Regions from separate parts of the Homo sapiens genome. Here region 1 is linked to region 2. The links are chromatin loops, found by intact Hi-C in ENCODE. Cell type or tissue: PC-9. All regions are shown on one strand. Each heading gives the region's core, and the rest is flanking DNA. Links, peaks and the distances in the headings are about the cores only. Region 1 holds the start of LOC124901005 (a long non-coding RNA gene). Region 2 holds the start of LINC01331 (long intergenic non-protein coding RNA 1331).

The links. A loop is a pair of places that touch in the nucleus more often than their neighbours do. Peaks named below come from ENCODE experiments on the same cell type or tissue, not always from the same donor. Only the 100,000 strongest peaks of a DNase experiment are listed, where the experiment ranks them.
Region 1: a loop joins it to region 2, with 5 times the contacts of the local background. A loop is called at or near these places in 13 of 110 quality-filtered maps.

The regions. Positions count from the first base shown.
Region 1 is chr5:74,618,465-74,631,129 of GRCh38, forward strand. It overlaps ENC1 (ectodermal-neural cortex 1), which reads right to left. Exons shown (of 3, transcript NM_003633.4): 3 at 8,945-11,528. It overlaps LOC124901005 (a long non-coding RNA gene), which reads right to left and starts at 6,444. Exons shown (of 2, transcript XR_007058822.1): 1 at 5,787-6,444; 2 at 5,385-5,630. RefSeq lists enhancers at 6,418-6,919, 6,920-7,419, 12,445-12,665. In PC-9, for the core only: a CTCF peak has its summit at 7,741 (motif pointing right); DNase peaks (open chromatin) are centred at 6,287, 6,787, 7,487 and 7,537; H3K4me3 peaks cover 512 bases; H3K27ac peaks cover 4,091 bases.
Region 2 is chr5:74,536,031-74,548,695 of GRCh38, forward strand. It overlaps LINC01331 (long intergenic non-protein coding RNA 1331), which reads right to left and starts at 743. Exons shown (of 4, transcript NR_197436.1): 1 at 640-743. RefSeq lists an enhancer at 6,656-7,217. In PC-9, for the core only: no CTCF peak of the experiment used is centred there; DNase peaks (open chromatin) are centred at 5,491, 6,641, 7,301 and 7,711; H3K4me3 peaks cover 1,937 bases; H3K27ac peaks cover 4,718 bases.

The DNA.
Region 1 (12,665 bases), core at 4,338-9,337, 82 kb after region 2:
CTGAGGCAGTGGATCGCTTGAGCCCAGGAGTTCGAGACGAGCCTGGGCAACATAGGGAAACCACCATCTCTACCAAAAAAAAAAAAAAAAAACCACACACACACACACACACACACACAAAAATTAGCTGGGTGTGGTGACTACCATAGCCCCAGCTAATAGGGAGGCTGAGGTGGGAGGATTGCTTGAGCTGGGGAGATTGAGGCTGCAGTGAACCACTATCGCACTGCTGCACTCCAGCCTGGGTAACAAAGTGAGACCCTGTCTCAAAAAAAAAAAAAAAAAAAAAAAAAACAAGAAAACATTTTCTCTAAACCCTGATGTTTCCCATTTGGTAGTGGGTAGTGGGGATCCTTTGCTGGGCACAAGCTCCTCCTCTCCTTTACCTGTCTTACTTTGCTTTTCTTGTAGGTTCTACCCAGTAACCATAGTTCACAGAGACTAATGCTATGCCCATTGTAGACTCTGATATCTTTCTAGGCCCCCCTGTGAGTTAGAGTTTGTGTATGTAGGCTAAGCCTGGAGAGAGGAAGATGGACAGGTGGTCTCCTCTCTCTGTCTCCCCTTCTTTCTGCTCCTCGTGGAGGGCTAATGCCTGGCCCCTGGTGTCCAGGTGCAATTCCAGCAGCCCCTTCCAAGACAGCTCCTCTCCCCTCTGGTTCTGAGACAGCATGTACCAGCATCCTTAGAGACAAAGGGAGGAGTCATGCCTATCCCTTGTTCTCAGAGGTAGGAAGACATCTGCTAATGACAGCTCACCACCCAGCCTTCTGTAACTCACTGAATGTTATATGACCAACCACAAGCAGTGCCCACCCAGGGACCTTGGGACTCCAGGGTTCTCTGCCTTTGGTCCTGGTTCTTGGAAAGCAGGAGAACCTGTGAGTGCCATTCCAGAGGTTATGCCAGCAGTCACTGCCCTAGACTCCTCCTCCTCACAGCCTTCTCTCCAGTTTGCTGGGTTCAAAGGGCACCCAGCAGCATCTACACAACCTCATCGTGCCTCTGTGCCCCACCCCATGCATTCTCTACCCCAGGGGTCCCAAGGCTGCCTCTTCACAGGAAGTTCCAGGAACCCTGCCCTAGCCCAGGCCAGCAAGGCCAACCTACTGCCATGCAAGAGGAAGGCTCTGTCTCCCTCCAGCTATCTCCAATCAGCTCTAGTGGAACTCTTTGAAAAGGCCATTGTTCTTCCCAAATGGTTTGGTTTATCTCTTTGAACATTTCCACATTTCTGTCAGTGATTATTACCCTTTTCATGGTTTTTTTTTCCCTGGAAATAAATGAATGAAGAAATAAATTTCTAGTCATATGGACATTTAACTTTCTGCCCCAAGGAAACACCTAAAAAGAAAAATAAAAATATACTGCAGTAATTAAATTTTGAACACTAAGTATTCTAAGAAGTAAAATATTACAGAAATAAAAATTTCTGATTCAGTATTTATACTGGGAGTGCAGATATCTATGGATAGGTATTTGCCAAAATACAGACTAGCATTAACTTATTAGTGAGTTTTGAGTTGGTTGCTGAGAATGTGGGACTCATATCCTCCTAGAAGTGATGTTATAATTGGTAGCTGGGTTCTGGGTCAGCCTTCAGGACTCCATTCTCTGAGTTTCCACTGGTGCTGGCCTGATTCTGGGTCCTGGAACAAGGAATGCAGGAATGAAAATGTTAGGGAACAAGGAATGCAGGAATGAAAATGTTAGAGACAGCAAAAAAAAACTGAATGGGCTTTTTCCCATGCTAACTCAGTCACTCAATACTTTCAACACGAGATGTGGAGTAGGGGTGGGGGTTCCCACACATCAATCAAGCAATTCTGCAGATTCTGCAGCAGACACCAGTGGGATGTCCATTAATACAATTCAATCTGACACAAGCTACATGGAGATAGTGAGACAGGTGAGTTGCCTGACCACTCCCCCTGCCCCCCAACTCCCCCCACCGCCCCCAGCAGGATGTGCGACAGGGGTATGGCTCATCTGTTCAGCAAGCCGCCAAGTGCTCAAATCCCTTAAAGGAGGGGTAGCATGCAGATGGGCAGGTGCAGCAGCTGGGGCAAGTGCTTTTGGGCTCCAGCCCCAAAGTAGCATCTGGAGGTGAGAGCCTGCAACTCCCAAAGCCCTAGTGGGCATGCTACAGTGCTCTTTTAGTTCTGCCATCCACAGACAGCTTAAGTGTTAACTAGCTCAGTGCCCTGTTGGTAGCTGGGATCTTGTCTGGTGTCCAGGAAGAATCCGGTCACACGGACAAATTGAAGGATGTTAAATGCGGGGGATTTTAGTGAGTGATGGAGTTGGCTCTCAGCGGGATGGATGGGGAGCTGGAAAGAGGATGGAGTAGGAAGATGATCTTCCCCTGGAATTTGGCCATCCTGTGGCTGATCTCCCCTCCAACTGTCCCCAGCCAATCTCCTGTCGACATTCAGGCGTTCCTTCTCTTCTCTCCTTCTCTGCCATGCCGCTCTTCTGCTCCTCTGCTCTTCTGTTCATCTGCTCATGTGTTTGTGGAGCCTGGAATTTGGAGTGTATATGGGTACAGGATAGAGGGGTGTGGCAGGCCAAAAGGCAACATTTCGGCGCAAAAAGAGGAATGCCTGCTTTCATTTAGGGCCACGGGTTTCCAGGCTTCAGGGTGGGGCCTTTGTCGGGGAACTGCCCTCTTCTACCCAGTATTTCTGTCTCCTGTCCATACCAATAGTGTCAGATCCCAAAGGCTGAGAGTGTGGTCCCACAAGACTGCCCTTGCTTCAGATGCCTGTCACCACTGTCCAACTGACTGGAAAACAGGGTTCCCACAGCTTCCTAATTGAGTTTGGTACTTTGTTACTTACAGCTGCCCACAGGACACAGAAACACTTTACTTATGTTTACTGGTTTATTATAAGTACAGTAGGAAGGATACAGATGAAGAGAAGCATAGGGTGAGATATATGGGAAGAGACAAGGAGCTTCCATCCCCTCCCTGGATGCATCACCCTCCAGAAACCTCCATGTGGTCAGCTATCCAGAAGCTCTCAAGCCCAGCCCTTTTTGGGTTTTTATGGAAGCTTCATTACATAAGCATGATTGATTACATCCTTAATCATTGGTGATCAACGTAACTTTCAGTCCTGGCATCCCACACAGTTGGAGGAGCTAAAAATCTCAGTCCTCTAATCATGCCTATGCAGCTCTCACCTTGAAGCTAACTAGGGCCCCCCCCCCGCCCCCCGCCCCCGGCCACCAGTCATCTTATTAGCATACAAAAGACACCCATCGCTCTGGCAATTCCAAGGATTTTAGGAGCTGTATGTAAGAAGGGGACCAAATGTATATTTGACAATATTGCAGAGAGAAAGACTTTTCTTTCTTTCCAGTACCTGATGTTCATTCAAGGTAACATTAAAAAAAATATACTCTATGCTTTATTAAACAATTTATCTGACAACCCTAAAAGACTCCTTTTGTTTCTAACGTTTTTGTAGGGTGTTTTGGGGAGAGGAGAGCATTATAGGCTTTAATTTTTAAGAGTAGCTTTAGGTTCACAGCAAAATTGAGCAAAAAGTGCAGAGTTCCCAAATACCTCGAAGCTCCAGACAGGCACAACCTCCCTCTCCTATCAACATCCCAGCCCAGAGTGGTACATTTGTTACAACCTGCATTTCTTAGGCTCCTACTGACACATCATTATCACCCAAAGTCTGCAATTTAATTAGGGTTCAGTCTTGGTGTTGCACATTCTATGGGTTTTGACAAATGTTTAATGGCAGGCATTACTCATTATAGTATCGTAAGAATAGTTTCACTGCCCTAAAAATCCTCTGTGCTCTGCCTATTCATTTCTTCCCCTCTCTAACCATAACACTTTGAAGTAAAAATTTGCCTTTCTCATTCTTCTCCCACACCTCCAAGCCTCCTAATTCCTGGGATTCCCCTAGGTCTGAGCCCCACTCCCAACCCCCCACCCACCCTTCAGATGGACCTGATTCATACGAATGTGTGAATGACTAACAGCCCTCAAAATGCAGTTTAGGTATTCCCGTTTTGAAAAAGGCTGCTGATTGGCCCCCCCCATCTCTTGAATAGGTGGACCCTCTGGAAGTACCAGAAAGGGCTGTGAAGAGGCCACCACTACCAGAAACATTCCGGCAAGGTTGTCTTCTGCTTTTCCTTTCTCCTTTCCTTCTCTGTAGGGGTGGGTTGCCCTTCCCCACACTTCTCCTCAGAGTATAGAAATTATTTCAAAATTACAAAATTTGTTCTCTGCAAATGGTTCTTCTGGCAGCAATGCCTTGGCCAGAATGTATGTGGGTGGGTGAGTGGGGCAGGTGTATTTGCAATTTAGAGTTTTCATATGTGTTCTTTAGAGCCTCAGAGAGACAGAGAGAGAGAGAGAGATTTTAGTTCCCACTTTGCAGGTGCCTAGTTTGTGTCTACCAAAGGGCTGATTTCATCTTCTTTGTGGATACAATATTAGCATATCTCATGGACAAAAAAATCCTCACAGCCTTTCTAGAATATCCAATAAACACTCTCCACGTTATCTAAAAAGCGGGTGTAAAATAACTTTTCATAACAAAACAAATCATCTGATAACACAAGAAAAAGGTTAGTGAGAGTCTTTGCTGAAATTCCAACTGCCTTTTCTTGCTGCAGTCCCCCATCTTTGCAGAGATAAAGATTATGGTTGCCAAGGAAACAGGACCAGAGAGAGAAAGACAGAAACTTTGTCTCATTTGGTTTCCCCAGGACTCACAAAGCGAGCTGGGCTGTAAGCAGAGCTGGACAAGATTATGGTAGATTTATAATTTACTTAGTCAAATTGCTTTTAATTCATCGTCATGCCTCAATATACATTTTTTTCCCTCTGAAAGTTAGGTCTTGCACCTAGTTGTCCAATGTCTGACATATAACAGAGCTTTAAAATTCATTGTCTACGATTAAATTCAAATGCAGGACAGATGGCTTAGTCTGAGTATGTGTCAGACAGGCAAAGCACTTAAGATTTGTGACAGGCAAGACCAGGAATTAACTGCTAAGTTTTTGCTTTTATTCATACATTCATGTGCACCATGAATATGGCTGTAAAACTTATTTAAGTGTTCTCACTTTATTCAAAATATTCCCAAACAAAGCAACTGTTCTCCTTTTGCAAACCAGACTCCCTAATCTCAACCCCATTAACTCAAAATCCATTTTTCTCGTGCTATATGCACTGTGTACATTTTATTTACTCAGACAGTCAGGAGGATAACAGCAACCTTCTGAAAACCCAGCTTGCCTAGAACCCACAATGTTGGTCCCCACTTCATTTTTGTGAACCTTTTTATTGAAACATTTAATTATTTTATCGAGCAAACATTTGTCTGTGGAAATAAACAATGACCAGCCAAATGTGAACAAGCAAAGGCTATTTATTCAGAGCTTGCTATATAGCAAGAGAGTCAGCCACCGTCACTTGCATTTTGGCAGAGACTCAAAGGAAGACAAAGAAAAGGGAAAGTTTCATTGTGGGGAAAAAAGGGATGTCTTCAGGTTTGATTGGAGGCCGTTGGCATGGGGAAGCTGCAAGTGGGCCAACCAGAAGTGGGCATCCTGTGGTGTCTGAGTAGGGGTGCATATTTGGCTTTCTCTGGCTGGTCCTTAGTTAGAAGCAAGGACAAAAATCAGGGAAGTAGTCAGTTATTGGTCAAGTCCTGGCCATTTGGGGCTGACTGTGAATAATATAGGCATTATGATCTGGCTTTCTAAACCAGTTGCCAGAGATAGTGGTCTAACTTCCTACAGGTCTGACTTACGGAGAGCAGGCTGGCTTCCTGGGCTGATCACCATAGACAATGTGTTGGTTTCCTGGGCTGGTTGCTGCAGATTGTGGGTCAGAGTTCCATTTTCATACACGGTCTGGCCATTATCCATGGGTATATTCAATCATTTAGTCAATAAACATTTTACAAACAGAATAGCACAAAAAGCATCCGTGTACAGCTCAATGAATGATCAAGTGTAACAACCACCCAGGAGCCCCCGTTCATTTTTAAATTCTCTACAACTTATCTTCTGAAACTGGCTGTCAAGGAACATTTTGAGTCTCAATCAACTCTTTCCACTGGCTTCTTCAGTCCTCATGTCCAGGGCAAGGCTCACCAGCGGCAGGTCTCCTCGGACCACCTTACAGAGTCATGTGTTCCAGGCACGATGGAATGCAGGGCAGCCCTGGGTTTCTCACAGTCAGGCTCAGCCCTGTGAATCACCTTCCTCTACATTCCTGGACCTGGAGGAGCAGGTCAGAGTGTGTCTTGAAATCCACCTCCACCACTCCCTTGGGCAAGTTACATAATCTCTCAAGACCTGTTTCTTCATCTCCAAAATGAGAGTAATAATAGCACCTGCTCTCACAGGGTTGCCGGGGGGATGAGCAAGGTGAGAGGCTTGCAAACCCTTAACTCAGTCCCTGGCATAGAATAAGCACTCAGATTTTTATGTATGTATCTCTCCCCATAATGTTTCAAAATGGCAACTAAAAATTACTGAGGACCTACTATGTGCCAGGCACTGAGCCTGGTATTTACTCTTAAATTTCTTATATTATTAAATTTTTCTATTAGAAAGAATGTTAGTCATGCTTATTTTACAGATCGAGTATCTATGGCTCAGAGACGTTTAGAAATCTCGCTATATTTACCTCAATTTGTCATGAGGATTAAATGAGATGACTGTAAAGCAGGTCCTTAGCACAATCTCAGCTCATCACTTAATGAATGGGGCTATAGTTTACAATGACTCTTTGATGATTCCCTGTAGTACAGGGGTCCTTAGCCCCTGGGCCATGGCCCAGTGCCCGTGGTCTGTTAGGAAGTGGGCGGCACAGCAGGAGGTGAGCCTTTGGCTAGTGAGCATTACTGCCTGAGCTCCGCCTCCTGTCAGATCAGCGGAGCCGGGGAAGAGGGGGCAGTAGATTCTCATAGGAGCTGGAACCCTATTGTGAACAGCAGATGTGAGGGATCTAGATTTTGTACTCCTTATGAAAATCTAGTGTAGGAATGTCCAATCTTTTGGTTTCCCTGGGCCACATTAGAAGAAGAATTGTCTTGGGCCACACATAAAAGACACTAATAATAGCTAATGAGCTAAAAAAAATCACAAATAATTTAAGGTTATGAATTTGTGTTGGGCTGCATTCAAAGTCATCCTGGGCCACAGGTTGGACAAGATTGATCTGATGCCTGATGATCTGAGGTGAAACAGTTTTATCCCAAAAACATCCCTGCCGCCTCCAGGCCCAGTCCCCATCCATGGAAAAGCTGTCTTCCACAACACCAGTTCCTGGTGCCAAAAAGGCTGGGAACCATTGCTGTAGTAGATAAGCCTACCAACTGCAGAGAATAATCTGTGTATTTCCCCCTCCAACGTCTGCTCTCCCTTTGTTCCTTACTAATTAAATCACATTGCTGTGGGGTGGCAGTGTGCCAGATAAAAGTTCTGCCCTCCCCAAGCTCTCTTATATCTTGGGAAGTTCACATGTCCCAGTTCTGGCTACTGAGAGGTAAGTGTAAGTCTCCCGGTGAGCCTTTTGGGTAAACTATTACTATTCAAAGTAAAAGGGAGAATGTCCTCTGGCCTGAGCCCTTTCCCCTTTGTCTGCCCCACTTTTGCTGCCTGGAAAGCAGATGAGATGCCATGAGATGCAGCTGCCATCCTGCAAGCATGAGGCCTGATGGCCTCATGGGGGTGCTGTCCCGGCCCTGGACTGCCGACCTCCAACCCGTTTGCCTACTGTGGCCAGATTTTTATTACCATAGCTACTGTTTGGTGTGATCTATCTAAATGAAATGAAATTTCCAAATGAATGAAAATTAAGAATTTGAAGTATCTTTTTAATCTGTCTACATGTTCCGACTGAGATGATAAAGAGAAACAACTCCAGAGAATGAAAGATCTGTTCACAATCATGTCTACAGGAACCATTCTCAACCCCTCTAGGGATTAACATCAAGACTTTTTCCTGAGTCTAAATCCCATCCGTCAACTCCTAACTAACCCGCCGTTCTTCCCTGTCATTTGGTGTCATCCATATGGTGTCATCAACAGGGTTTCCACGGGTCTTCAACATCATGCACTTGGAATCTGAAGGCTGACACTGGTCCCCAAAGGCTTGGCTCTAGACCAGCCTCACACAGCACAGAACCGAATGATCCTCCTGTCAAACCCAAGGCATCTGCTCTGGCATCTTGGTCAAAGTCCAAAGGCTGTAATTGCATTATGCCTACTTGTGAGCTCTCCTAGAGTTCCCAATTAGGTAATATTTATTTTCTACCCAGAAAAGGTTATGCCCAACCTTGCTCTGCACACTGAAACAATAAGGGTTCCAACCCAAGTGATAAAGGAGCATCTCAGTGTGACATGAAGCCATCATGAGGTAGGGGCAGGAGGCTTCAACTGGCCTTATGCAGAGCCAGCTAGGACAGCCATCAGCTTGGAACAAACTAAGTATCCCTGAGGGGTTAAACTTGTGCTTTTCTGTGGCAGTACAGAAATAATATGCATATATTTCCACTTTAAATGATTTCTAAAGCAGATGTCAGCAGATGAAAAGAGGATTGAACTCCAGCTCCTTCTCTAACAGCTTTCTGTCAAAATATAACCCACGTGAGGATTTCAAAAAACTAAATTCATTCCAATATAAAGTATGCTGTCTTAATATCGCATGGTGTGTGACTTGTTATATTCCCAGCTATGAATAACCCATAAATGAGGAATTTTGTCTTGCTTAAAGAGATACTCTAATGGTCAGGAAGTTTTATTTAATATGCAAAATTACCTTTGTAAATATCACTAAATGGTGAAATAAAACACGTTCGGAATATCTGAAATGATCCTTCTTTGGATAAACGAGAAAAGGCACACGTTTACAATGCCTCAAATTGTGTCTTATTCAAATGAAGACCCACACACATAATGAAGAGAAAATCTCTAATAATTTATTGACCTTCAGTTTCACATTGTGAAAAAAAAAAAAATAACAGTTTTACAAAACCTCAAAATGTAGTCATAGCAAACAAGTACATATGAACATGAACATTTTCCTTCAACTTATACAGAGTTTTGTACGTGAACCACATGGTCAATAGCCAAGAGAGGGACATTATGCAGCTCTAATCACTCTTATTCAAGACAGGTGTCAAGCCCAAAGAAAAGGGGCTACACAATTATACCAGAAGTGGAGGGCTGCCCTTTGTTATGTGTTTCTACAGCAACCAGCCCACAAAATAAGAAGAACCTTCTCTGTCTTATGCCAAGGTTTTTGTGTGTACTGTGCTGTGAATTGTATTTGCTTCAAAGTGTGGGACGTTTCACAGGGTGAGAATGGTCAAGTAGTGAGACCAAATGCCTATATCGATTCAAAGAGTGGGAGTCCAGAAAGTTCCCTACAGGCTGGGGGCCCAACCCTTACCACAGCTCCCTCTGGCTCACACACAGTAATTAATAGAGGATTCAAGAACAGACCCCAACTTTGAAACAGCTGCAGAAAATTCATCCTGCTTTCAGAAGCCATGCAGTGACACATACATCTCTCTTGGCAGATTTGCATCATAAACTACAGAGCTGTAACTGCTACAATATAAACGACACTGACTATGCCCACTGGGGGACAATTAGACATTTGCATTGCTTAGAACACATCTAGGAACCAGGGACTGACTGCTGGAAAGTACTGTGATTCTTTTCTTCCAACAGCTCATTTATTTAGGCCCAACTACAGCCCACTCATTCATGGCATGGACGGACAAACACAATTAGTCTAAAGTACTAAGGTGGAGAGAAATGTTAAGGATTTATCTGTCATTAGACAATGCAAACACAGTCACAATGTAAAAGGTTGTTATCAGTCTTAACCCCTATTTTCTAAAATACAGCAATGTGAGAAACATGGACGAAAGCAGTTCGAGTTGCAAACTTTGGTCTTCCCCTGCACCTCAGGGGAAGCACCTATCTGAGACTAGCACTAATACCTACGACGGCACATGCTTAGTAAACAAGCACTCCAACTAGCAAAGAATGTATTCACAACTGATTTCCAACTCTACCGGAAAACTTCTCAATAGGGGCCACTGCCTACAATTCTTTGGTGTTTTGTGGCCAAATGTGTTACTTGTGCACCAAAGAGTTTTTTAAAAAGAGATTTGCCTACGGGTGAGCACTGAAGTATACATTGTGCCAATGTAATTATTGTCTTGGAGACCTTCTAGAACTTGCTAAATCATATAGCAAGAAGAGAATGAGTTCAGGCCCAGTAAATCTGGTGAGTTAATTTACATCTGTGATACTGCCGTTTTTCCCATTAAATGTGGTTATGGCAAAGCATTCTTAGGGTAATAAATAAATAAATAAACTTTGGACAATGCCTTTACTTGTGCCCTATATACAGAACTATTCCATAGAATTTTCCAGGATTTCAAGATACTACACAAAGAAAAAAACTGTAAAGCAATTTGGTCCTTTCCAAATTTCAGCAGCTGAGACTGAATTAAGTAAATCAGATGGGAGTGGGGAGAAGGGCAGAAAGCAGCCTCCCCTTACCCTATCAGCACAACCAAACCCCATGAAATCCCATTAAAAGTTGGTGAGTCTGAGAAAAGCGATCTCCACGGTTTCTCTACCTCTAGGATGTCATTTAAATTTCCATTTTGTCATCCTTCCCTGTCTTGACATTTTAAAAATCCACCCCTCCCCAACCCACCCTCCAGTTATGCTCCAAATTGTAACTCAAAAATTTTCATGTTTGTGCAGCAAAGCACATCTCAACAGCCACAAAATGTGCAAAACGTACAACCATTCACACACGTCCATACATGTGAAGACAGCTGTAGGCATTGTTTCAGCATGCAGGCATCGAACAATAAATAGCTAAATCTATAACAAACTTCTTAACAGCCAAGGGAAAGTTTAAAGTCACTTATAAATAGAAAAGAACATCTACCAAATGGCTACCAACAAAGTCCCCATTGTTCAGAAACGTTCCTGGGGAGCAGACCCCTTAGAGATTAACGGAGAGTCCAGTGGTCTTCATTCTTCAGCCAGCCCAGCCAGCTTCCCTCTCGGACCCACAGTTGGGCTTTGAATCTCCAGCAGCAGCTGGTGTGGAGGCTTCAAGCTCTGTCCTCAGAGAGAGGTGACAACCATTTCAAATTCTACACATAAATGGTGGGGCCCATGGAAATCAAATGCTGAATATGGTACAGCAAGGGAAAAGGTCCAGCTTTTCTCTCCCTTTGAGGGGCTGATTAACATTGACATTAATCCACAATTACAAGACAAGGACTAGATCACAGGTTTGTTCATTCATATTTAAACCATGTGCTACTTGCACCAAAAATCCCACCCCCCTCCCTCGCCCCTTTCCTTCATGTCCAGTTAGAGCATTTACAAGGTGCAGCAGATTTTATTCGAGTCTTGCAACTTCTTTTCCTTTTTTTCTCTTCATTAGACTTGGCCTCTCCGAAGTAGAAATCTCATATTATCTCATCGAGTGATGGAGTGAGCTGAAATAGAAGGAAAAGGAAAAAAAACAAAACAAAAAAGCATGAAGGATTTGTGTGATGCCATAGTTTTTAAATTTTTCTTATTAGCCACAAAATTTTTTTTTAAATTAAACTTGGTATGGAGCTGGACAATATTGCTTCCAAAGGTCTTACATGTTCAGTAGGAACTGTGCAAAGATATTTAAAGTACTTGCCTTAAATGCACACACGTGTGCACGTACACATCCATGCAGATGGCTGGCCTGACAAAAACAGTGGTGTCTAAAGAAGGACCTTCACTTCTTTCCTAAGCATACACACTTTCAAATCCAAACCTATATGTCTAGATGCTATTAGGAGTTGCCATCTTCTGCTTCCAACATTCATAAAATTTCTTTCTGTGGTTAAACAGAGCGACTGTAAAGTGATCACTAAGGGGTGAAAAGAAGGGAGATTCCTGTGCAAACCCTCCTTGGCCCATGTACCATGAAAGATTCCAAATTAACTTTACCATCTAGGAGGCAGACATACTAATCCTCTTATTTAAATGCATCTCTGTTATCCATTATGGCAGAAATCAGTCTCGCTTCCTTTCACATGACAATGTATCAGGCCTCAACAGCCCAAGTTTGGAGTTTATTCTCAAAGTTCGTCAGTCCACACGTAGGTGCCAGCAGCTACGGCATGCCAGTGCTACAGAATCTACGTACATCAAGTGTGAATATCAATTCAAAGTGCCGTAACCACAAAGCCTGCACATTTCATAGAGCTTGCATTTCCTCACACTGCTTACTCTTCCCATTTATTTATTTCTCATTTCATCTGGGGAAATTGTGCAGAGGGCTTTTGTATCCCTATTGCTGTAAGTCTAAGTACAGACAAAGGGAATTCTGGAGGAGCCACTCATGACCTTGCACTGAATTCTTTGCTTTTGTGTGTTCAGAAGCCTGATTCATTTCATGAGTTGTTTCTTTTGGCTGTTTCCTAACAGTGATTCAAGCTTTCAAGGCATGCCTTAGACTACGGTGTCATTGCCCCACCTCCACCTCCTTGTAACCTATATGTCAACATTAGGCCAAAAGAATGTATCTTATAATAATATAAAATTTCAAGACAATGCATATTCAAACAGGAAAAAAGGAATACACACACCCTCCC
Region 2 (12,665 bases), core at 5,015-10,014:
AAATCAAAAGACCTGGTTTCTGTTCCAGTTCTGCTGGTAATTAGCTTTGAGACTGTGGGAGAAGTAGGGGGATTATTTTTCCTCTCTGGGCCCAAGTTTCCTCATCTATAAAATAAGGTTAAATTATTCTCTGCCAGCTTTAATGTTCTTTGGCTCTGTGAGTTCACATAATGGGATTGTGGGCCAGTAATTAATCTAATCTTTATAGATTCTTCGAAAGAAGCCCCCCGCCTTATTTCCCCAGGAGATGGCAGTGGGAAAGTACAGCATAGAGAAACCACATTAATGCTGCAGAGAGGCAGGTTCTGAGTGAGACACCAAATTGACCCTCAATATCTGACCTCCACCTTCCCCGTTACAAAACTTATTCTTTAAAAGCTTACCAAACGAATACAGCAAAGGATGGGTAAAGAAAATGCAGTCAATCTCTTCTAAATGCAAATTACCTTGGCAATTATGCAAGCAATTTAAAATAACAACGAGTTGCAAGCAAGAACAACAAAGATTTGATTCCCAAGCTAGAAACTTTCAATTCAGCCGAAAGCTACAAATCCTGGGAAATGCAGGCCCCCAGAACTGCATGGATGGTGGTAACAGAGACACGTAACAAAACAAACTTCAGAGAAAAACTAGACTTACCTAGTTCTTCTAAGAAAAATAGAGTTTTTCTTTAAAAGCGGTCTTTTGTGAGGCTTGGATTCCTCCAGCAATGAATGTAGAGCCAAGCTGTGAACCCAAAGACTGGAGCCCTACACACCTCCCCAGCTTTTACTGTAGAAATCTTTATTTGTTCTGGAATCTCTTTTATCAACACTTCACTTACTCCTACAGTGTGAACTCCAAACAGTCCTGTTTAAGAAACTATCTGCAAATACCAGAATGGCTAATCCTAAAAATAAGGTGTTAATTGGTCTCTTGGTGATTCCAACCCCAAACATAATAAACTAGTATTTCTTTTTAAATGTGGGGGTTTTGCCCCACTGCTAGTCTGAAGTACTGGGTCTTTCTTTTTCTGCTGCTTTTCAGCTTATGTTTTAGGTAAAAATAAAGAAAAAAGAAACTAGTAAGAAATACAGTGAATCTTTGTCTCTCTTCATCTGACAGTAATTATAGGATGTTAAACCCAAAGTAAAGCAGGTCATACTGTATCTTCAGGAGGAGCCAAATTAGGAGGCAAGCTTGTCATTCCTGAAGTCTTCCTTATGGACATAGGAATCCAACAATTTAAAAAAAAATTTTTTTAGAGACAGAATCTATGTCACCTAGGCTGGACTCAAACTCCTGGGCTCAAGGGATACTCCCTCAGCCTCCCAAGTAGCTAGGACAACAGTCAAGCAGCACCACACTGGACTTCTCAGGAATCCACCTTTTTTTTTTTTTTTTTTTTTTTTTGAGACAGAGTTTCACTCTTGTCACCCAGGCTGGAGTGCAGTGGCGTGATCTCAGCTCACTGCAACCTCCGCCTCCCTGGTTCAAGCAATTCCCCTGCCCCAGCCTCCCGAGTAGCTGGGATTACAGGCACAGGCCACCATGTCCAGCTAAATTTTTTGTATTTTTAGTAGAGACGGGGTTTCACCATGTTGGCCAGACTGGTCTCGAACTCCTGACCTCAGTCAATCTGCCCACCTCTGCCTCCCAAAGTGCTGGGAATACAGGCGTGAGCCACCGTGCCCAGCCAGGAATCCACTACTAAATAATAAACACCTCTTAGTGCCTCTGGCCCAAATGCCCAGTTAACTGTGGCCCAGTTTCCCTGGGTGTTGGCTGAGTGTTTAGCTGGGGCAGAGAGCCAATCAACAAATTAGGGGCATTGATCCTTTTTATTATCTTTGTTTTTATCTCTCACTTCTGACCTGCAACAACATCCCATTGTCAGCTCAGATTCTGGAGCGTTTAAACCCTTCCCCTGCCACTGAGAAAGCGTTTTTCTAATGAGGAAGTAGTGTGACTGCAGAACGGTGGTACAGTAGGAGGGATCTCCCCCGGTACCCATCACGCAGGGACAGACTGGCTCTGGGTTCTACTCCTAACTTCTCTCATCATTGGTACTACTCTCCACGACCATCATTTCAGAGAAATTTCTCTGCTTTGGTATATACAGGAATTTGACCTGGGATTTGTGTGAAATATTTACATTGTTTTTCATTTGGGTAGATGGCCTCAGAACAATGCAGTTCCCAATTTCCTTGTGCTGTTCTCCTTTGCTTGCAAGCAGGACAGGAGCAGAGAATTAGAGGAAAGGATTTCACTGAGTGGCGTACAGTCTTTCCTCCAAACTTTCCATGGCAAACACAGTGTTGATCTATACTTGTGAGAACCTCCTGGGGCTGCATGTACTTCCTAATGGGCCTGGCTGCCAAGTTGCCTCTTGTGGGACTGACCTGGAGCCTCTAGAGCAAGGGTCAGGAGACAGGATGCAGGGTTTATGTCACTGTCCGAACTGGGAGCACAGGCTGAGCTGCCCTACAGTGGGAACCGAAGGCTCAGACATTACTTCACATCTCAGCAGAATGATGCAATGATAGCTCTGCTGCAAGTTCTGCTAAACAGCTCAATGTTTGGTTCTCCATCCTCAGTAATATTCTTGTCACTGAGCCAATGGCCTCATCAAAGGAACTAAGCAAGGATCCTCTAACAGCCTTTTTTCAGTTATTGGTAAGAACAGTAATAATTGTGGGTTCCCTATAACAAGCACTGTGCAAAAGCCATAAAAGGGAAAAATGGCCCTGTTTTTCCAGCATCACATCTTCCTAAAGATTAAGTATTTCTATATCAACCATTCAACCATTCATTGAGCAGTCTTCATGAGCATGGCAATATGCTGGGTGATGGGTTTGCTGGTGAATGAGTTCAACTCATCCCTGCCCTCAAGGAACTTACAAGACACCATAGAGGACAGATGGATGCAGAAAAACTAGATTGTTCTAAGTGCCATTGGGGAGACCTAGAGCCACATGGAAGGCAAGTCCATTTCTTTTTTTTTTTTTTTTTTTGAGACAGAGTCTCACTCTGTCACCCATGCTGGAGTGCAGTGGTGCGTTCTCAGCTCACTGCAGCCTCTGCCTCCTGGGTTCAAGCAATTCTCATGGCTTAGCCTCCCGAGTAGCTGGGATTACAGGTGCATGCCACCATACCCTGCTAATTTTTGTATTTTTAGTAGAGACAGGGTTTTCCCACGTTGGCTAGGCTGGTCTTGAACTCCTGACCTCAAGCAATCTGCCCGCCTAGGTCTCCCAAAGTGCTGGAATTACTGGTGTGAGCCACCACACCCAGCCAAAGGCAAGTCCATTTCTAGCTGAGGAGGGGCAATCAGGAGTTGGGCTGTGTTGAGTTATCCTTGTGCATATCTTGTACTCAGAGCTTATTTATCTCTATTAGAACCCAGCAAGCCTGGTGGTGTAAACGTCATCTCTTCTCTATATCAGAATGTAATGGAATAAGTTTTTTATCTAAAACCTCACTTGGTGTAGCCTTTATATTATTTCCACTGTGATAGATGAAAGAAAAAAAGAGCAGTTTAGAATGATATCTAATAATAAACCTTACTGGTCATTCAAGATCTAGTGATATTCATTTGAAATCTGAAAAGGATTTCTGCCAGAGAATCAAGGCCTGAGGTTGTCTTCATTTCTTTACCATAACTCCCCTGCCTCCTTCTATCAGCAACGTACTCTCAGCACACCCCCAATTTCCTCTTCCCACTGCCTAAAACCGCATCTCCCAAAGACGTAACCTGGCAACCCTACCCAAGAGGCCCTTCCCACCACTCACCTGTTCTTTCTCTACAAGAGCAGCCTATCTGTTTCATTCATGAAATATATCACCATTTGTAATGTTTCTTTCTTTTTTTTCTTTTTTTTTTTTTTTTTTGAGATAGAGTCTTGCTCTATTGCCCAGGTTGGAGTGCAATGCCACGGTCTCGGCTCACTGCAACCTCTGCCTCCCAGGTTCAAGCGATTCTCCTGAGTAGCTGAGTAGCTGGAATTACAGGTGCCCGCCACAACGCCCAGCTAATTTTTATATTTTTAGCAGAGACAGGGTTTCACCGTGTTGGCCAGGCTGGTCTTGAAGTCCTGACCTCAGGTAATCCTCCCACCTTGGCCTTCCAAAGTACTGGGATTACAGGCATGAGCCACAGTGCCTGGCTGTAATGTTTATTTTCTTATCGGCAATCTTCCAGAACACACTGTAAGCTCTTTAAGGACAGAAGATAGCAGATGTGAAAAAATTGTTGCATGAATAAATTAGCAAATAAATAAGTAGTAGCACTATTACTTTAGGAAAGTCCTCATAGCGCTCTAGACCATGGTCGCCACACCCGTCAAATAAAAGAACTCACAAGGATCCAGGCTGAATATTCTATGATTCTAGGACTTGGTAAAATCAGCACTAGTGCTTCACCAGAAAATGCGAAGCAACCCTGACTTCAAGGCAGTTTTCCTAGTAGAAAGACATAATAGGTAATGGATGGAAGGATGTTCGGCATTCTTATCCCACTTTATAAAAAATGAAGACACCTAAATACATTTTGTGTATAAAAAGAGGCTCCTCCACACATGCAAGTAGATTGATTCAACCTGTGTCAGCAGCCAGGGGCCCTGGAGTCAGCCCCTCCACTGGAGGACACTAGCAAGAAGATATTTGCAAACTACTTTTTCTGATGGAGTCAAGAGAACCTCTGGTCTAACCCATGAGCTTGCATTAGTGCCTCAGCTCAGCCTAACTCCAGCACCATCTTATAGATCCTGAAAGTGGGTGGTCTGGAGCTCCGCTTCTAAACTTCCTCAGATTCAAGCAAATTCCACATTCATTTGAAAGACAGAGGCCAGAGGGATTGGCTGGATCAGGGAGGTTGGTAAATACAGTGCCTTTTTTTTTTTTCTTTTATCAACAGGAAATACAAGCTCCAGTTCTGGATGAAAGGGAAAAAAAAATCATTGAAAGTAATTTATATCTGAAACTGTTTAGTAGTGTCATCCTAATTTACAACAGAACCAATTCCAAATTAAAAAAAAAAAAGTCTTTTTCTGTTTCCTGTTAGCAAAGAACATGGGGTTATTTAAAAAAAAAAAAATCCACTGGATTTTCCCAAGTGTTGATAAGGTCTGGAATCCTGCAGATCTCATGAGAAGAATTCAAAACTCCTAATTAAAAGTTTTGTTCTCACAGTCAAATCTTGAAACTGTGCCGTTTGGCTTCACTTCTCTATGGTTAATTCATTTTGATCTTCTTCCAAAAGATAAATTGACAATGTGGGATGAACCATTATCAGAAGCTTATTAATTATTATTATTTCTGGTTTTGAAAGGAGAAGAATTTTGCTGTAACATACCTCACCTCATACGGAACCCAGGGCTATGAGTGAATACATGTTGAATGGAATCTTTCCTGGATTAGTGACAATTGTTCATCTCTGGGGCTAGCCAGGTAGGGAGAAATTGTTTATTAAATAGATTACACAATCTATTGGGCTCAGGTTGAATATAGTGACAGGAAACTGAAAATAGTCCTGACATTGGATGACTTGGTGTTTTTCGTAATTTTAAACAGATAATTCAGATGCTGGTGTTTTGGAAGGCTGCCCAAGATCTGCTCTCCATATAAGCAAACTATAAAATGCAAACTAGGGCTATGACAGCCACCTACCTCTTTCCCTGAGGCAGACTTCATACTTCCTGAACCAAAATACTTGTCTGACCACAATACTGAATATTTGGAATTGGGACTGTCCCAGAAATCTGGGACATATATGGTAAGGACCTGAAGCCTGTAGTCAAATTGGAGTTTTCTTAGATGCTTGGTTAAAATTTAAATATTTTCAAGTCCAGTCCATTTATAACTTAGTGTACTAAGTTGTACTCAAAAAAGATGTACCAAAAAAAATGATGTACTCAAAATGTACACATTAATGCAGTGGTGGAGTTAGCTAGGTAACCTCCTTTTGTTAGCAAAAATGAGAGTCTTACTTCTGAGATCTTCAGAGACCATTTGGAAATTTCTGGAAGGGAAATGGCATGGATGCCCTTTCTGCTACCAAGACTGTCAGTAGTTACACAAAATTATATTATTAAAAGTCCCCAGATGGGAAGTGGCTCATGCCTGCAATCGTAACACTTTGGGAGGCTGCGGTGGGAGAATCATTTGAGTCCAGGAATTCAAGACGAGCCTGGGCAACATAGGGAGACCTCATCTCCACAAAAAATTTAAAAATTAGCCAAGCATGGTGGTGCACACCTGTGGTCCTAGCTACTCAGGAGGCTGAGATGGGAGGATTGCTTGAGATGGGAGGTTGAGGCTGCAGTAAGTCGTGATTGTACTGGGGCACTTCAGCCTGGGTGACAAAGCAAGACCCTGTCTCAAAAAAAAAAGGTCCCTTTTCCCTATTAAACAGTACATCTGTGTTTGGAAAGCTTTGGGTAGAGGACCCAGGTAGGAAGGCCATCCTTGTGCCCAGGTGGCAGCAGCCATTGAGGGTCTGAGGGAAGTCCAAACCAAAGGTTAGCCCAGGACCATTCTCCTCAGAGACTAGAAGGTCTCTCCATCTTAGGACTGAGGCTACCTGAAACAAGGAGGAAAGGTGATGCTGAATGGAATCCGTGTTAATCAAGAGAAGGGCCTTTCCTGTGGTTTATGCCTCTCTTCATTACTCACCAGCAGGCTCTGCTGGCGCCTGAAGCCTCTTCCAGTGTTGACATCCTTTTTGGCCATTTCTAGCAGTGTCTTTACAGAAAACAGGGTGGGGGAAGACATAAGAGGCAAAACTCAAATAGCCTAGTTTTCCCAACCTTTACAACTAAAATATTTTTCTGAACAAAAAATGGGAAAGTCGTGGCAAATAATCATGCCTGATAGTTCTGTTCCCTTTGCCCATGCGTGACTGAAACTGAGCCAGAAGGATTGAATTTTCTTACTCTATTTTACCTTTTTATATATTTTTTAAAATCATATTTTGAAGGCACACAGGAGCTTTTCTTTAACCCAAGAGTGGCACCCTGTTATAGATATTCTCCAGTGACCCAACTCCCATCCCCTCGCTTTTCTATAAAAGGAGCCTGGAGTTATAAGAAAGACAGGACAGCCCTCCAAACCAGGACGTCATGGAGAGGTCAGCCCACCCAAAGAAGATGCAGCACATGCAGGGTGTGGAGAGGGAAGTTCACGGGTGACGGGAGACACTGCCCTACGCCGCTAAATCCCTGCAGCCTCCTCCCCCTCATCCCTGTAAAAGTGAGTCAGAAGAGCTCACTTGTCAGACTCCTCCCAGCCCAGAGTTGAAACAAGCTTTCCCCCACTCCATGCTCCACAAGCCACAATGCTCCAAGCCTCCTCAAATTCATCCATGAAGCTCTGTGGGGCCTGCAGGCAGGCACATTCCAAAAAAAGACCTGAATATTTTATTGACAGTGGAACCCTAATTAGGTGGTTTCTATAGTCGCCGATTTCTCTAGCACTTGAAGGCAGAAGTCAGCGTTTTTGTCCCCTTCTAATTTGCCCTCTCTACCCCTCACACTCCAGACCCAGGGCTGCTGGCACCCCTGCTGAGAAGAATAGATGGGGAAGAAATATTTCCGGGATTAGTCTCATAAATCTTTCACTGGCTTCCCTGGAAATTCTCTACCCTTGAGCAACGGGGGTGTGGGGTGAGGGGAGGAGTCAGATCACTCCTGACTCATTAGCGTGTTTCCACGATGTGCCAGCTAGATCATCTAAAAATTATTCAGCTGCCCAGGAGGAAAGCCTTTTTGCCAAACTACAGGCTTATTCGAAGAACTTAATGCAATCCTCAGCCCTGGCATCCAACCACAAAGCCCAGCAAGCTCTTCAGAGAGCCATTTCCTGACCCCAGAGGCAGTCAGTGACCCCCTGGAGTGGATTTTTACATAGAGATACTGTCCTTAGCCGCAAAGCTTTCTAAAGAAGGGATTTGGGAAAGAAAATCTATTGTGTTGTTGGCTTTGTGCGTGTCTGAAAGAAGAGAAGTCATAAAATCTTTGTGTTCTTGATGGAGTGAGTTCCAGGAAATATTACCTTTCCCTTATCAGGTCCCCATGAATTGAATCAGGCTGATAACATAGCCTTCAGGTTTCCACGTGTGCATTCACCACCTACATTTGCAAAAACTCTTCCTTTTTCTGTTTTGTCCTCTCTCATATCTAAAAGATTTTATCAGCACTTTCTTGCTGTATCTGTGTCTGTTTTCAGTCCCTTGTTGGTGTTCTACGTGGTATGTCCAATTTTATTAATAGCAGGAGGCCGGGTGTGGTGGCTCATGCCTGTAATCCCAGCACTTTGGGAGGCCGAGGCAGGTGGATCACTTGAGGCCAAGAGTTCAAGACCAGCCTGGCCAACATGGTGAAACCCTGTCTCTACTAAAAATACAAAAAATTACCTGGGTGTGATGGCACATGCCTGTAGTCCCAGCTACTCGGAAGGTGAAGGTTGCAGTGAGCTGAGATCGCACAACTGTGCTCCAGTGTGGGTGACAGAGCAAGACTCTGTCTCAAATAATAATAATAATAATAATAATAATAGCAGAAGTTACCATTTATTGAATGCTGACTGTGTCAGCCACTGTGACCCTACATACATTTGTTCATTGATAACTGTTTGTTCATTGCAAAGTAGATCTTTAAAAGCCTATGATCCAAATGAGGAAACCGAGGTTTAGAAATATAGCTAGAAAGTACTAGTCAGGACTCAGAGCCCGCGCTGTCTGACTCCCAAGCATTTTCTCTCAGCCACTTCACTGAAACACAGACAGCCCGGGAGATGTGCATTGCTTTAGGTTAACACCCATATCCAGGCACATGCTGCAGAGCCTGAACGATGTCCTCACTGTCACCTCCCCAACCCTCTGAAGATGGTGATGGAAATGAGTGAGCCATGACAATTTCTGCAGAAAGATTCTAAAGTGTTGTCAGAAATCTTGAGGCCAGGAGCATATCTAGCTCCCTAACCCACAGCAGGGTGTTAAATAGGTTCCTGATGACATGCTTTTGATAAAGAAAGAGAGTTCCTCAGGCAATGGAGACTGGAGATCAGTGAGGGGAGGGGTGTTAGAGGAGCCCCACAGGGAACAGAACCTGGGGTGCTATCGCAGGCAAGAAGACAAGTCAGAAAGCATAGACCTAGCACAATTATGAACAGAAAAGGCCATTGTTTGGTAGTCTGAGGTTTTGTAGAGGGTCAAAATTGTAACAGAAGTCCCTCTGCAGTGAATTTTGGACTCCAAAGCTCTTTAGGATTCTCTCTTCCCCAATACTAAGTCTCGCAACATGGGCTGAAAAACTGCTAGAGTCAATGAAGTCTGACTTCAAAAAAATTATTGGAGCTAATTAGAAAAGGCTTAGTTTTGACATCTTCAGTCATCTTTAGTCCTTAGTTTTCCCGCTGATCAAATATATCCATTCATTCCAATCTAATGAAGGCCTGCTGTACATAGGGCTTTTCCCTAGCACTGTGAGAGATGCAAAACATATTGGACACGATCCCTAACCCTGAGTTGCTTGCTCTCTAGGTTGCAAAGCAAGAAATGTGCACATAAAAAAGGTGAATAAAAATATTTCAGACGCCAAGCCGGGCACGGTGGCTCATGCCTGTAATGCCAGCACTATGGGAGGCCGAGGCGGGCAGAACACAAGGTCAGAAGATTGAAACCATCCTAGCTAACACGGTGAAACCCTATCTCTACTAAAAATACAAAAAATTAGCTGGGCGTGGTGGCAGGCACCTGTAGTCCCAGCTACTCAGCAGGCTGAGGCAGGAGAATGGAGTGAACCCAGGAGGCAGAGCTTGCAGTGAGCCGAGATCGTGCCACTGCACTCCAGCCTGGGCGACCGAGCGAGATTCCTTCTCAAAAAAAAAAAAAAAAGTGTATATATATATATTTCAGACACTATCCCCACTTTGAGGCCTAGTAGACACCTTGAACTTTAACATGTCCAAAACAGACCCTGGTTTTCCCAGGATCTTGACCCATCCCTTTCACTGTTCTCCTAATCCTTCTTCAAGGCTCAGTTTATCTCACCCCCTCTATGAAGTCACTATGAGGCCATCAAAAAACACTTTAACCTGTGCCCCTGTCAGGCTTCTGCCACTTTGACCTCAGTAAACAGCAACACTTACCACCCAACTTCCCAAGCCAAGACCAAGACATCCCCACAACTACATCAATCAGTCAACCAGGACCACCATCTTTGTCTTCCAAACATACCCCAATTTGCACCCTTCTCTCTCTCTCTGCACTCACCACCATCACTCACTCAGACCGTTGCAATAGCCTCCTCACTAGGCTCTCTATCTCCACTTGGTTGATCTACCACTGTTTGCCCACACAGCAGACAGACTGATATTTTTAAAGTAAGTTTAAACATATCATTCTTTGGCTTAAAACCCTCAAACGTCTCCCTGTCACACCTAACTTAAATCTAAAACCTGCTACTGGCCAGGCATGGTGGCTCATGCCTGTAATCCCAACGCTTTGGGAGGCTGAGGAGGGTGGATCACCTGAGGTCAGGAGTTTGAGACCAGTCTGGCCAATATTGTAGAACTCCATCTCTACTAAAAATACAAAAATTAGCTGGGCGTGGTGGCAGGTGCCTGTAATCCCAGCTACTCAGGAGGCTGAGGCAGGAGAATCGCCTGAACCCAGGAGGCAGAGGTTGCAGTGAGCCAAGGCCACACCACTGCACTCCAGCCTGGGCAGCAAGAGCGAAACTGTGTCCCAAAAATATAAATAATAATAATAATAAAACCTTCTACCTGAGGCTACCAAGCTGTGCCTTACCAGAGGTTCCCCTGCCCTTGGGACCACCTCTCTCACCTGCCCTTCCTCATCCCCACAGGCAATAGGCTTTCTTTCTCTTCTGGCAACCACTAAGCTTGTTCTATTCTTGAGGCATTCAACTTGCTATCCTCTTTACCTAGAAAATTCTTCCCCAGATCTTCCTAGGGCTAACACATCTTATGACTCAGATCCAGTTTAAATGTTCCCTCTTTGGAAAATCCTTTTCTGCACAGCTAACCCAAAATAGACCATCAAATACTTTCAAGTCCATCACCGTTAAATCTTCATCATAGCACTTATCACTAGATACCTTCTTGATTGCTTATGTACTTATGTGATTGTTAACTACCTCTCTCTCTCATAGACACACACACAGACACACACACAATTAGAATATAAGTTTTCTTATATGTCCTGTTCCACAGTATTTTCCCAGTCCCTAGGAAAGAGCTTGGTAAACATTTGCTAAATGAATTAATCTGGTCTGATAGAAGTTTTCTAACTAGGACATGGTACTGTTAATACACAGGTACCAATGTGTTTCAGAGGATCATGAAAGCAATGTGAACTAGCTGGGTCAGGGAGGCTGCATGGAAGAGGGGAGGCAAACTGAGCCACAAAGGAAGATTAGGATTCCAGCAGAGAAAGGGAGCAGACCATGCACTTGCAGCCAGGGGTTTGGGACAAGGACAAGCCCTTTAATATACAGTAAGAAGCAGCAAGGCCTTGGCACAAACCCAGACAACCCAACTCCAAATGTAGAACCAAACCTTACCCTCTCCTGATGGGCTGGGGAATATGGTATTCATTCAGACTAGAGATGATGAACTAAATTGGAATTGGAATGTAAATGGCATGGGAATGGAAAGACGGGAAAGTGTAAAGGACATTATGGAGAAGAGGCAACAAATTATTTTAGTATAATCGAATAGAGTGGGCAGAAATAGAAGTAGCAGGAGGAATCAAAGGTGAAATTGAAAACCAGAACCAAAGACAAACTTGAAAAATTGGGGCAAATGGTGGTGTCACTGATTGTGAAGAAAGTGACTCCAGGTTATGTAAGAAAATGGATGTGATTCCAGTAGAGCTGGGTCTGAGAGAGTGGCAGGGGCTTCATGTGGAAATAGCTAGGAAGCCACAGAGCTGCTATGTGAGGGTAAGGTGAAAGCCAGAGAAACAGGTCTGTGCATCATCTGCACAGAGATCCCAGAGGATGTTGTGATGGATTCCAAGAAGGGGGAGATTGAGGAAGGGACATCCGCTCCCGCCCGCCAGCTTCATGAAGGGGAGATCAGCCCAGGCTAACAGTGGGTGGTGGTGGATCCCAAGCACCAAGAATACAGAATGCCCTTGCTGAAGAATCAAGCAATGAGTTGGAGCTTATGGGAAGCAGGTGTCTAAGCAAGAAGGCACCGGTGCAGCCGCTGGTGCCCAGAGCATGGCACGTGTTGGACAGGCTGAAAGGGTGGAGCCCAGTGGATACCAGGTAAGCAGGGAATGCATATTTGGTCCACTGGTGGGGAGGGATAGAGGAAGGGAGGAAAGCCAACAAGGATATGCAACCATATATGGTCAGAAGGGCATGAGGAGACCAGGGGTGGTAGAGTCAAACGGCCAAGGGATGACACTTCCAGAGAGCAGATGTGAGCAGAGTGTCTTTCGTGTTGCAAAGATGTGAAGGAGAATGAGGTCTGAGAAGAGGTCACTGGCTTTCCAATCAGTGAATTTGCATCAACTGTTGGGGATCATTTTAGTCAAGTGCCAGGGTAGAAACCAGATTGCTTGGGTTTGTGGATAAAAAATAGAAACTGCAGGTACAGTTGGTTCAAGAGGAAGAATGGCAATAACGAGTTTTTAAGTGTTCCATAAGGCAGTGGAC